Linked DNA regions of Homo sapiens: region 1 is linked to region 2. A link is a loop called in an ENCODE intact Hi-C map of the cell type or tissue named here. Cell type or tissue: ascending aorta. All regions are shown on one strand.

What was found. Peaks named below come from ENCODE experiments on the same cell type or tissue, not always from the same donor. Only the 100,000 strongest peaks of a DNase experiment are listed, where the experiment ranks them.
Region 1: a loop joins it to region 2, with 6 times the contacts of the local background. A loop is called at or near these places in 22 of 110 quality-filtered maps.

What each region holds. Positions count from the first base shown.
Region 1 is chr9:83,701,283-83,703,782 of GRCh38, reverse strand. The region is part of intron 1 of UBQLN1 (ubiquilin 1); the gene reads left to right. Among named protein-coding and RNA genes, the nearest start is that of UBQLN1-AS1, 5.3 kb to the left of the region's middle. In ascending aorta, no CTCF peak of the experiment used is centred here; no DNase peak of the experiment used is centred here; H3K27ac peaks cover 1,209 bases.
Region 2 is chr9:83,910,999-83,913,498 of GRCh38, reverse strand. The region is part of intron 2 of KIF27 (kinesin family member 27); the gene reads left to right. Among named protein-coding and RNA genes, the nearest start is that of KIF27, 9.2 kb to the left of the region's middle. In ascending aorta, a CTCF peak has its summit at 1,110 (motif pointing right); no DNase peak of the experiment used is centred here.

The DNA.
Region 1 (2,500 bases), 210 kb after region 2:
TTCAAGGTTACTAATAAAGCTTAAGCTTTTTTCCAATTTAGAGTGAAATTTATTATTCACGGAGCACTCAGAATCAACTGAGTAACATAAATTTTTACTTACAGGTTGCTAGAATAGGTAGTGAGAATATAAACTGCACTGTGTACATTCCAAGGTGCTGTCATTAATAGAGATTTTTGTAATACAGGTTTTGAGTATCCCTTATGGGAAATGCTTGGGACCAGAAGTGTTTGGGACTTTGGATTTTCTTTTTTTTTGGATTTTGGAATATTTGTATATACATAATGAGATATCTTGGGGATGGCACCTAAATATAAACATGAAATTCAGTTATATTTCATGTACATTTTATGCACAGAGCCTAAAGGTAATTTTATACAATATTTTAAATAATTTTGCGAGTGAAACAAACTGTATACATTGAACCATCAGAAAGCAAAGGTGTTACATATGGGATTTTTCCACATGTGATGTCATGGTGTTAAAAAATTTCAGATTTTGGAGCATTTCAGATTTCATATTTTTGGATTGGGGATGCTCAACCTGTATGTAAGTAAATAGATACAAAAGCATAAATGTGTAGTGGCACAAAGTCCCTGTGTATGAGATTTTTTTTTTTTGGTTAATTGTTCATCATCAGCTATTGAAAAGAGCTTTGAGGATTTCCAAGTATCCACGAGCAAGATAACATCTAGAAGAATGGAGAGTTATATATGTGAGACATTAGTGCAGATAATGGAGGGGAGTTTCTGTGTAACTTCTAATTAGCTTATTCTGGGATTTCATAGACTGTTAGGTTATGTGTAAAATTTTGAAGTACATTTACTTGAAATGTTCAGGCAGTATATACTCTGGTTTTAGAAAGTGCCTTCTGTCAGTGCAAACTTCTGGGAAAATATTAATATACTTAGACATAATTTAAACGTATTGAGTCAAATTGAGCCTTTCTTTGATAAGGCAACTTGCCTTAGGGTCATCATCACACACATGATTTAACGTTATACTGTATAGTGTGGATCTAGAACTATACTGTCCACTTTGATACCATCACCCACATGTGGTTAAGTACTTAAAAAGTGAGATGTGTTAAGTGTAAAATTTATACCAGATTTTGAAAATTTGGTATGAACAAAATAAATATCTTAATACTTTTGATATATTATGTATTGAAATAGTATTTTGCAGATCGTGAGTTAAGTAAAATATCAAAATTAATTTGACCTTTTATTAAAAACTTTTTTTTCAGTATGGCTGCTTAAAATTTTTAAATTACTTGTGGCTTATATATATTTCTGCTGGACAACATCTTATCCAGAAGGTTGGATTGAATCAGTATAGCAAGATATCTGAGAAAAAAAATGTCTGTGAGATCATTGTTTTCTTATTTGCTTTGTTCTAATACTGGACAGCTGAAAAACTCGTTATTTAATGATTCTGATTAACAGAGATTGCTTAGCTTTTTTTAAGAAAGAGCGTAATTGAAGTGTAATTTGCCTACCATACAGTTCACCATTTTAAAGTCTGTAATTGATGTAATACATTCACAGGGTCGTGTAGTCAATTTTAGAACGTTTAGAACCCTCAAAAAGAAACGCTGTACCCTTTAGCAGTTGCCCTTCGTTTCTCCCTGGGCCCCCCAGCCTTAGGCAACTACTGATCTATTTTTTGTCTATAGATTTGCTTGTTCTGGGCGTTTGTTGTAAGTGGAATCATGTGGTCTTTTGTGATTGGCTTTCACTTAGCATAGTGTTTTCAAGGTTCATCCCTGTTGAAGCATGTGCCGGTACTTACTTCCTTTTTATTGCCGAATAACATTCCATTGTGTTGCCAACAGCATTCCACATTTTATTTTTCTATCACGTGGTGGACATTGGGTTGTTTCTACTTTCTGGCTATTGTGACTAATGCCTCTGAACACTCATGTATAAGTTTTTGTGGGGACATAACGTTTTCATTTTTCTTGGGTGTAGATCTTGGAGTGGAAATTGCTGGGTCAAAGCTCTATGTTGAGCTTTATGAGGAGCTGCCAAATTATTTTCTAAGGTGTCTGTACCATTTTACATTTCCACTAGCAATGCATGAGGATTCCGATAACCACATTCTCGGTAATACTTATTACTGTCTTTGTGATTATAGCCATCTTACTGGCTGTGAAATGGTATCTTACTGTGATTATTTTGCTTTTTATTTTCATTATTATTTTTGCTGGGGGCACTCTGAGGAAAACTGGACAGCCTGCTAGACAAATTTGCTTTTTGTTATCTGAGCAGTAGTTCTCACTGTGGTTTGGGGAGTCCCCATACCCTGTTAAGGGTACCATGAGATGAAACTATTTTCATAGTAATTCTGAGATGTTATTTTTATTTTTCAGTCTAATTTTCTCAAAACTGGGCAGTGCACTTGGCTAGAGTCTTTAAGGTGTGGGATATGACAACAGATGTGAAAATCCAGCTGTCTTCTATTACAAGACTAAAGTGATTTCCAAAAATTTAAAATAATG
Region 2 (2,500 bases):
GCCACTGCATTCCAGCCTGGGCAACAGACCAAACTCTGTCTCAAAAAAAAAAAAGTTGGATTTATTTTTTGATGTTTTAGTGAGCATTTTATGTTTCCCAGAATGTCTCTATAGGACACCAATTCTGGGTCAGCTTTTTGGTTATAGACCATGCAAATAATGTTTTCTTTTTACCCCTCCAGTGAATATTTATTGAGCATCTGCAGTGTCTAGGTTACCGTGCTGGGCACTAGGGCAGAATGAAACTCTCTTATTTTAAAATGTATTTTACTTTATTTTAAAAACCTTTTTGTAGAGACAGTCTCACTTTGTTTTTTGTTTTTGATTTTGCTTTCAGATAGGGCCTTGGTCTGTCACCCTGGCTGGAGTGCAGTGGCACAATCACAGCTCACTGCAGCCTCAACCTTCTGGGCTTACGAGATTCTTCCACCTTGGCCTCCTAAGTATCTGGGACTACAGGGACATATCACCACTCCCGACTAATTTTTTTTTTTTTTAATTTTTTGCAGAGACAGGGTTTTGCCATGTTGTCCAGGCTGGTCTTGAACACCTGAGATCAAGTGATCCGCCCTGCCTCAGTCTCCCAAAGTGCTGGGATTACAGGTGTGAACCACCACGCCTGGCTTTATTTTTAAATATGATGCTTATTTAGCTAATATTCATTTTCCTGCTTTTCAGAACGTTGGAATTACCTTTACAAGGTATAGCCTTTTCCAAAAACTTTTGTGTACTCTTTAAATACCATATAATAGCTAAATGAGAGTTGTTGAGGTATAAAACTTTGCAGGTTTTCTTTTGGAAATGGTTTATTTCAGGAATATAAGACTAACATTGCAAATTTTATATTTAAATTATCAAAATACATATTGGAGCTTTATTATAAATATTTGAAATTAAGCTTTTTGATACGTCTTTTAAATTGTGCTTTGTTATCTATAGATGTGGGGAATAACTGAACTATTTCTGGTCAATTATTTATTCTGGATAATCAAGATTGCTTATCTATACTAGAGTTTGAAAGGTTTAGATATTTCCTACAGGCTAGTTCCTATAAGCTCTTAAAAGGGAATCTTCCTTTGTACTGTATTAGAAGAAAACCCACAACTTAACTTTACTTGCCACATGATGGCAGTCTTGCCTCTTAAATTAGGGGAAAGGCAGCCATCAAAGTTGATGGAAACTCGGATTTTCAGAACGATTGTTGCCAAAAACCAGAACTTTGGTAATCTTCAACTTGGAAGCAAGTTGTTTTTAAGTTTCATTTGTAAGTCAACTCTTTGTTGCTTGGAATACATTTTCCATGGAACAATGCTAAAAATGATGGGCAGTTTTCTAAATTAGCCTACAGAAACTTTTAAAGTCTCAGCTTTTCCCTCCACTTATTTTAAATTTATCTCATACACTTTTTTTTTACTATTTTTACAATTGTAATAAAGTACATATAAAGATCACCAAACTTACCATTTTAACTACTTTCAAGTGTAGAGTTCTGCAGCATCAAATATACTAATTGTTAATGCAATAATAACCAGTATTTCCAAAGTTTTCATCACCGAAACAGAAGCTATGTACCCATTAAGCAATAGCTCTCCCCGCATTCTCTGATAATCCCTGATTTACTTTCTGTCTCTTTTAGTTTGCCTATTCTAGGTATTTCATGTAAGTGGAGGCCAGGCGTGGTGGCTCACTTCTGTAATCCCAGTACTTTGGGAGGATCACCTGAGCTCAGGAGTTTGAGATCAGCCTGGGCAACATGGTGAAACCCCATCTCTACTATAAATACAAAAAAACCAGTCAGACGTGGTGGTGTGCGCCTGTAATCCCAGCTACTGGAGGCTGAGGCGGGAGAATCACTTGAACCTGGGAGGCAGAGGCTGCAGTGAGCTGAGATCGTGCCACTGCACTCCAGTGTGGGCAACAGAGCAAGACTCTGTCTCAGAGAACAAAACAAAACCAAACACATAAAAGTGGGCCGGGTGTGGTGGCTCACGCCTGTAAGCTCAGCACTTTGGGAGGTCGAGGCGGGTGGATCATGAGGTCAGAAAATCGAGATCATCCTAGCCAACATGGTGAAACCCCATCTCTACTAAAAATACAAAAATTAGCCATGTGTGGTGGTGGGCGCCTGTAGTGCCAGCTACTCAGGAGGCTGAGGCAGGAGAATCGCTTGAACCCAGGAGGTGGAGGTTGCAGTGAGCCAAGATGGCACCACTGCACTCCTGGGCAACATAGTGAGAGCTTGTCTCTACAAAAGCAACAAAAAAATTAGCTTGATGTGGTGGCACATGCCTGTAGTCCCAGCTACTTCAGAGGCTGAGGTGGGAGGATCGCCTGAGCCCGGGAGGTCAAGGCTGTAGTGAGCCATGATTGTGCCACTGCACTCCAGCCTGGGTGACACAGTGAGACCCTGTCTCAAAAAAGAAAAAGAAAAGAAAAAAAGAAGTGGAATCATACAGTATTTTTCCTTCTGTGTCTAGCTTCTCTCTCTTAGCATGTTATG